Regions from separate parts of the Homo sapiens genome. Here region 1 is linked to region 2. The links are chromatin contacts, found by Hi-C or POLR2A ChIA-PET in ENCODE. All regions are on one chromosome and are shown on one strand. Each heading gives the region's core, a stretch centred on a gene start or an enhancer-like site at or near the end of the contact. The rest is flanking DNA. Distances are from core to core; before and after follow the strand shown.

Region 1 (4,339 bases), core at 748-3,247, 98 kb after region 2:
GCTCCTGTATTGGGTGCATATTTAGAATAATTAGCTCTTCTTGTTGAATTGATCCCTTTACCATTATGTAATGGCCTTCTTTGTCTCTTTTGATCTTTGTTGGTTTAAAGTCTGTTTTATCAGAGACTAGGATTGCAACCCCTGCTTTTCTTTGCTTTTCATTTGCTTGGTAGATCTTCCTCCATCCCTTTATTTTGAGCCTATGTGTATCTTTGCATGTGAGATGGGTCTCCTGAATACAGCACACTGATGGGTCTTGACTCTTTATCCAATTTGCCAGTCCGTGTCTTTTAATTGGGGCAGTTAGCCCATTTACATTTAAGGTTAATATTGTTATGTGTGAATTTGATCCTGTCATTATGATGTTAGCTGGTTATTTTGCTCATTAGTTGATGCAGTTTCTTCCTAGCATTGATGGTCTTTACAATTTGGCATGTTTTTGCAGTGGCTGGTACCAGTTGTTCCTTTCCATGTTTAGTGCTTCCTCCAGGAGCTCTTTCTTGTAAGGCAGGCCTGGTGGTGACAAAATCTCTCAGCATTTGCTTGTCTGTAAAGGATTTTATTTCTCCTTCACTTATGAAGCTTAGTTTGGCTGGATATGAAATTCTGGGTTGAAAATTCTTTTCTTTAAGGATGTTGAATATTGGCCTCCACTCTCTTCCGGCTTGTAGGGTTTCTGCCGAGAGTTCTGCTATTAGTCCAATGGGCTTCCCTTTGTGGGAACCCGACCTTTCTCTCTGGCTGCCCTTAATGTTTTCCGTCATTTCAACTTTGGTTAATCTGACAATTATGTGTCTTGGGGTTGCTCTTCTCGAGGAGTATCTTTGTGGTGTTCTCTGTATTTCCTGAATTTGAATGTTGGCCTGTCTTGCTAGGTTGGGGAAGTTCTCCTGGATAATATCCTGCAGAGTGTTTTCCAACTTGGTTCCATTCTCCCCATCACTTTCAGGTACACCTATCAAACGTAGATTTGGTATTTTCACATAGTCCCATATTTCTTGGAGGCTTTGCTCATTTCTTTTTACTCTTTTTTCTCTAACCTTGTCTTCTCACTTTATTTCATTAATTTGATCTTCAATCACTGATACCCTTTCTTCCACTTGATCAAATCAGCTATTGAAGCTTCTGCGTGTGTCACAAAGTTCTCATGCCATGGTTTTCGGCTCCATCAGGTCATTTAAGGTCTTCTCTACACTGTTTATTCTAGTTAGCCATTCGTCTAACCTTTTTTCAAGGTTTTTAGCTTCCTTGCGATAGGTTCGAACATGCTCCTTTAGCTCAGAGAAGTTTGTTATTACCAACCTTCTGAAGCCTACTTCTGTCAGCTTGTCAAAGTCATTCTTTGTCCAGCTTTGTTCTATTGCTGGTGAGGACCTGTGATCCTTTGGAGGAGAAGAGACACTTGATTTTTAGAATTTTCAGCTTTTCTGCTCTGGTTTCTTCCCATCTTTGTGGTTTTATCTACCTTTGGTCTTTGATGTTGGTGACCTGCAGATAGGGTTTTGGTGTAGATGTCCTTTTTGTTTATGTTGTGCTATTGCTTTCTGTTTGTTAGTTTTCCTTTTCACGGTCAGGTCCCTCAGCTGCAGAGCTGTTGAAGTTTGTTGGAGGTCTCTTCCAAACCCTGTTTACCTGTTTGCCTGGGTATCACCAGCAGAGGCTGCAGAACAGCAAATATTGCAGAACAGCTTCATCCCAGAGGGGCACCCACCTACATGAGGCGTCTGTCGGCCCCTACTGGGAGATGTATCTGAGTTAGACTACACAGGGTTCAGGGACCCACTTGAGGAGGCAGTCTGTCCATTCTCAGAGCTCAAATGCCATGTTGGGAGAACCACTGCTCTCTTCAGAGCTGTCAGACAGGAACATTTAAGTCTGCAGAAGTTGTCTGCTGCCTTTTATTCAGCTAAGCCCTGCCCACAGAGGTGGAGTCTAGAGGCAGTAGGCTTTGCTGAGCTGCAGTGGGCTCCACCCAGTTCGAAATTCCCAGCCACTTTGTTTACCTACTCGAGCCTCAGCAATAGCACTTGTCTGCCAGTTGCTAAGACCTTGGGAAAAGTGCAGTATTTGGGTGGGAGTGTCCTGTTTTTCCAGGTACAGTTTGTCCCAGCTTCCCTTGGCTAAGAAAGGGAAATCCCCCTACCCATCACACTTTCCGGGTGAGGCAATGCCCTGCCCTGCTTCAGCTCGCCCTCTGTGGGCTGCACCAACTGTCCAGCCAGTCCCAGTGAGATTAACCAGGTACCTCAATTGGAAATGCAGAAATCACCCATCTTCTGCATCAGTCACGCTGGGCACTGCAGACCGAAGCTGTTCCGATTCAGCCATCTTGGAACAGATCTCTCTACCACGTAACTTTCTTTTTACATAAATTCTCCCCCCCGTTTTTTTTTCCCAAAGATGATAACCATTCTTTTCCAAAGCAAACTTCCTTCATGTCTGTGGACTAGACTGCCTAAGGCCACAAGATTAAAAGTTAGGAGAATACAGGTTACACTGCTAACTTTTAGCAAACTTTACCTTTATTGAAAACCTTGTAAGTTTGGGACTTCAATTATCCTTTGCTACTAATAACACTTTGTTTAGTTTAAATTAACTTAGAATTGGTATAGATGACCCCTTCCTGATTCTGTAAGTACTTTAAGGCTTATCTGAGTGCAAACAGCTTACCAACTATTAGGCAATTTTCCCAACCCTTCTTCTACAAAAGTTTCCCTATCACTTACTGAATACCCACTGTGGTTTTTTCCCTCAGTCACCCGGGAGGAACCATCTATCATCCTGTCCTGAAGGGAGTTCCTTCTATGTCTGGTCTGATCTTTGTATGGTAATTAATTATGATTTAGATCCCCTGTTAGGAAACCTGCTGGGTTAAGGGAATTATCAGTGGTTAATGTTAAATCATCTTTTTCTAACAGAATAGCCCCATACCTTAAGATTTTTGAGTTAGTAAGCCACCTTTTCGCTTTTTTGACTTAGGATAGTTCTGAACTGGTGAGGTGTGCTCACATTGAGGTTTCCTCTAAAAGTTATTTTTCTACTTTCTTCCTTTAGCAAAGCAGTTGCTGCTACAGAGTGAATGCATTTGGGCCATCCACGGGTTACTGAGTTAAGGGTTTTTGATAGGAAGGCTATGGGTTGTTAGTGGCCTCAGTGCTTTCAGGCTATGCCCTTGTTTACGCTGACAACAAGCTGGTATTGGAGTGTTATAGGGTCATGGAGAGGACCTTTAATTATCAATTATAGGTCTTAAATTCACCCTAGCTTTTAAAGGACAAGGGTACACTGTTTTCTCTTTACTACTTCTATCTCTCTCTTTCTCTCTTTGACTCTCTGTCTCTTTCTCTCTCTTTGTCTCTGTGTCTCTTTCTCTCTGCCTCTCTCTTTCTCTCTCTCTCTCTTTGACTCTCTGTCTCTTTCTCTCTCTTTGTCTCTGTGTCTCTTTCTCTCTGCCTCTCTCTTTCTCTCTCTCTCTCTTTGACTCTCTGTCTTTTTATCTCTTTCTGTCTCTCTCTGACTCCCTCTTTGACTCTCTGTATCTTTCTCTCTCTCTGCCTCTCTCTTTCTCTCTCTTCTTTGACTCTCTGTCTCTTTCACTCTTTCTCTCTCTCTCTGACTCCCTCTTTGACCTCTGTATCTTTCTCTCTCTCTCTCTTTGACTCTCTGTCTCTTTCTCTCTGACTTCCTCTCCCAATTTCTCTTTCCTCTCTGCTGGTCTTTCCCTGCCTCTGCCAGCTGCTTATGCTGCTGTTCTCCCCTGTCCTTCCCCCTTCCCTGGGGGGGACTGGCAGGAGTGGAGCTACTCTTTCTTCCCCTGAGAAGAAAGGAAAGGGGAGTTCTGAATATTTTTCTTACTACTGGAGGTTTGTGTGAGGTTCAACCCCCTGAAATATGTGGAAAGCTCAACCCCTCAAACCAGGGATGTCTTGCCTTGCCTGTCATGGAATGCTCAACCCCTCAAACCAAGGGGTGTCTTGCCTTTCCTGCCCCAGAAGTCTCAACCCCTCAAACCAGGGATGTCTTGCCTTGCCTGTCCCGGAAGTCTCAACCCCTCAAACCAGGGAGTGTCTTGCCTTGCCTGTCCCAGAAGGCTCAACCCCTCAAACCAGGGGGTGTCTTTCTTTGCCTGCCCTGGGAAGTGGCCCTGTTTCCTCCCTTTCCCCCTCTGAAGGTCCCTTGCACGCTTCCCACTCGTGATATTGGGAGAAATTCAGCCAGATATTGGGCAAAATTCACCCCCGATATTTCACGTAAGTTCTTTTCTATTTTCCCTAAGTGTCAGCCGGTCTGAGAAATAAAGGGACAGAGTACAAAAGAGAGAAATTTTAAACCTGGGTGT
Region 2 (4,247 bases), core at 238-2,737:
ATTGTTCAATTCCCACATGTGAGAACATGCGGTGTTTGGTTTTTTGTCCTTGCAATAGTTTGCTGAGAATGATGGTTTCCAGCTTCATCCATGTCCCTACAAAGGACATGAACTCATCCATTTCTATGGCTGCATAGTATTCTATGGTGTGTATGTGCCACATTTTCTTAATGCAGTCTATCATTGATGGACTTTTGTCCACTTTTTCTATTGAGGTTGTAGTGCTTTCCAGAATTTTTAGAATGATACTCTGTATCATCATTTTATTTTTTTCCCTCGATTTATGGAAATATACTATAGAGTCTGACATGCAGAAGTTTCTAATTTCTATACAGCCTAAACTTCTGACATTGAACTTTCATTCCTTCTATATTTGCTTTAATCTACCTGAGTATGAATGTCTACAGTATACTAGGCAATATTCTAGGCTAGGCTGAATATCTGTCCCTGTTCTCACAGAGCTAACATTAAACTAGGGGAGTCAAAAAGTAAAATGTAAACAAATAATTAAAGCCTGTTATAAATACAATGAAGGAGAAAACAGGATGTTATCAGAATATAACAGGAAGAAACTACTTTGGATGAAATGAAGCCAGCCATGCAAACAGCTAGGAGGAGAAATTCCAGAAAAGGCAAATGCATAGACATTGAAGGAGTAAAAGCTGATGGGAAGGAACTGAAAGGAAGGACAAAATAACAACAAAATAACTAGAATTAGCATTACAGGTGATGGGGCAAGTGGCATGGGATGAAGCCTGAAAAAGGAGCAAGGGAAAGAAACATCATACACGACATGGTAACAGCTAACTTGGATTTTATACACGTGCAAAAGGAAATGCTGGAGATTTTTTATCAAATGGGATGATAAATATGAACCAGTAATTAATGAAAGTAGTAGAAATGACTAACATACATAAATAATCTAATCTGATTTACATTTTTAAAGGATTACTCTGGCTCCTGGGTGGAGAACAACAGACTGAATGGGAGAGACAAGACTGGAAGAAGTAAGACAGGTGAGAGATGACAGAGGCTAGGATCACAGTGATATCCCTAGAGAGGAAGAGAAGATGAATTCAAGATATATTTTGGAGAAAGATCAGACAGAAGTAAGGAAGGAAAGGATACAGAAGGGCAGAAGGAATCTAAGATAATTTTTACATTTCTGGGCTTATTAATTTGGGTAAATAGATGATGGTGCCACTAATTAAGAAGGAAGAGACTGGGGGAGAAAAATAAATCACAAGTTCTATTTTGGTCACAGTAAGTTTGACATGCCAGAAAGTTTCCCATCAGAGTGGTCAAGTAGAGGGATGGTTCTCTCACTGTGGAGCTCAGAGAAGACTAAGTGGAGCCAAGTTCCTCGCACGGCAGGCCTTTGTATTAGTTGTTTCCTTAGTCTGATGACTCATTCTGATACTCTGTTCAAATCTCTGTCAGGCATTTCAGGTACCTTAGAAAACCCCAGAAGGTATTTTAAACAACCTATTTAAAATAGTTCCCCTGTCCTGTCACATTCTAACTCAAGGGTTGGCAAACAACAGCTGGAGAACCAGATCTAGTGGCTGTGTGTTTCTGTAAATAAAGTTTTATTGGAACACAGTCACACTCCATTGTTTACATATTCTCTATGGCTACTTTAAGGCTACAATGGCAAAGCTGAAGAGCTGCAACAGAGACCATCTTGCCCACAAAGCCTAAAATATTTACTGTGTAACCCTTTACAGAAAAAGTTTGCCAGTCATTGCTCTAACACTATACTCAGGCTTACTCTTCTCTAACTTGAGATTTTATTTCTTTTGCATTAGTACACTAAAAGAAGCTCCATACAGTAGGGTTTTGTCTTAATTCAGCCAATACCTACAACCTGAATAGGTACTAAATAAATTCCTGGAAAGAAATTAACAGAGGGTTCACTGCATTGCCAAGCACTGTACTAAGCTCTTCATACATATTATTGGGTTTAGTTCTTATAATAAGCCTTGTAAACATTAAAATTATTAAACTCATTTTACAAATGAGAAAATTAAGGTTTTTGGATGAAGTGACAGGGGCAAGATTCAAATTTAGATTTTATCTGATGCCAAAGACTACTTTTTACCTACTATACTACTTTACAATTCCTTTTAGTCTTTCTATACAGGAAAATCATATATTTCCTCATTTATTCAAATTACTCCTATGTGAAAGCTATTTTTAAATAACTGCACTCAGCCATTTGTTTGAACTCCTTCATTCTAAGAATCAATAAGTTAGTTCCCTTGGAATTTCTAGCTACATAATCACAAATTGAAAATAACAAATTTTTCTCCTCCATTCTAATTGCCACATCAATTACTTTAATTTTGTATATTTGTGGATTGGTCAAAAGTTTCATAATAATATTAACTAAATAATCGTCACAGAAGGCACTCTTCTGTTAATCATGATTTTCCACTGAAATGCCTCTAAGATTCACCCTAAGTAAGACATGGGCTATTAGGTTAAAATATCCTTCTAGTTCCAATATTCAATGATTTCTTAATCTTATTTATTGGGAATGTCTAATTTTATGTAGTACCTACTAATGTCATATGGTTTTTCACCTTTGAACACATAACAGAATATATTAAAAAATCTAGATGTGGGTTCAGTCTTAAAAAGTGTCAGGTGAAACTCCATTAAAAAAGAAATATATGACCTGTCAACCAGAGTATCAGTAGCAACTGTGTCATCTTCAGAGTTGTAAGAAACCTGGCTTATAAATCAGAATTTGGGCATCAGCTTAAAAACTGCAATTGTCAAAAGAGGAAACAATAAAACAATGAATAAATGAACATTTGAGAACATTACCTTCTGAGGGTCAAGCTTGCCCAGGACCACCTCCATGAAATCTTCATCTGAAAGTATGATTGTTGTATCAGCAGCACCTTTTGCAGGGCCTTGGTACACTTTTCCAGAACCACTTTTCAGGTCAATAGCTGGGAAAAATAGGAAGAAACCAATGTGTATCTTTTTCTCTCCAACAAAATGAGGGTAAAATAAACCAAGTAAAATGCAGACATTTCTATAGTTTCCATGTTAATGTGGCACTTATTCTACACATATTCTATCTATCAATTATACATTATCTGTCATTTAGAAAAAAAGCAAAATATAGAAATACAAGAATACAGAAATTTGAGGTAAAGAAGTGGAACTTCCAGTTCTGTAGTGGCTCAGGTCATGGTCTGCAACCACCACCATCACCTTGAGTTTATAGACACCTATAAGATCACAGCTAATCTTATTTCAGAAGTGAAGAAAGAGATTGTATTCATTTTCTCTTAGTGGCAGAATTCATTACAGGCATCTTACTGTTGATTTTTAGCTCTGTATTTATTAATAACTAAGCTTCTGAAAGAGTCCATAACAATTTCAGTCATACTTCACAGCATTTAATGAGGGAGGGGTGAGGTAACAGATGAGAATATGGCATTTGAAAACTTGGAGACCCCTGAGGATCTTATTAAGATATATACTTTACAAATCACAAAGGGTCACTACAGGAGAAAGAAGGAACTGTTTTTGTTTATGCTACCTTCCCTTAATATTAGGTCTTTGCTGGCACAAACATGTTTTGTCTTTGTATCCCCTATACTTCCTTGAAGAGAAAATACTTAGGAATTATTTGATAAATGGAAAAGCACATGAAAGAAGGATGTCTACCCCCAAAAATATATATATATATATAAAATATATATTAGTAATAACAAACACAAAGAAAAAAACCCAGGTTAAAAATTAAGTTTTTAAAAATCACACCAAGAGCATATTACTTTTGTGTTATTCCTGCCAAAAGTTCATAAACTAAAACTAAACATGAAAAAAGCATCAACTAAAAACAAACCAAGAAACAAGCTATAAAATAATTGGTCTCCAGCCTTCAAATATCTCAAAATTGGGAAAAGCAAAGACTGAGGAACTCATCCAGATTAAAGCAGACTAGAGACCTAAGAACCAAATGTAATGTATAATCCCAGATGGGACCCTGATCAATTCTTTTTCTTTCTTCATTTTAGTAATGAATAATAATTATTATTGTTTTGCTATAAAGGACATTATTGGGACAATTGAAATATTAACAAGATCTGCAGATTAGCTAACATACTGCATCAATGTTAATCTCCTGATATTGATCTTTGTTGTGTGAATAGATAAGAGAATGTCTTTGTTCTTAGAAAATGCTAGTAGCATAGTCTCTTAGGCATAAAGGGACATCATGTCTG

Evidence for each region. Hi-C counts contacts between places; a loop is a spot of excess contacts on that map. ChIA-PET counts read pairs that join two places held with the same protein, here RNA polymerase II (POLR2A). Pooled maps may share reads with other maps.
Region 1: a loop to region 2 is called in a pooled map, with 2.7 times the contacts of the local background. The contact joins two enhancer-like sites. A Hi-C loop is called at or near these places in 2 of 50 pooled maps. POLR2A ChIA-PET finds 5 or more read pairs at or near these places in 2 of 52 experiments (OCI-LY7 and WTC11).

Annotation. Positions count from the first base shown.
Region 1 is chr5:119,437,174-119,441,512 of GRCh38, reverse strand. No RefSeq gene overlaps it. Among named protein-coding and RNA genes, the nearest start is that of HSD17B4, 13 kb to the left of the region's middle. Within about 2 kb of position 1,997, at least 6 of the 41 ENCODE cell types and tissues checked have a DNase peak (open chromatin) inside an H3K27ac peak, as active enhancers do.
Region 2 is chr5:119,535,136-119,539,382 of GRCh38, reverse strand. HSD17B4 (hydroxysteroid 17-beta dehydrogenase 4) reads right to left here. Exons shown (of 24, transcript NM_000414.4): 23 at 2,833-2,960. Among named protein-coding and RNA genes, the nearest start is that of HSD17B4, 85 kb to the right of the region's middle. RefSeq lists an enhancer at 1,177-1,256. Within about 2 kb of position 1,487, at least 2 of the 41 ENCODE cell types and tissues checked have a DNase peak (open chromatin) inside an H3K27ac peak, as active enhancers do.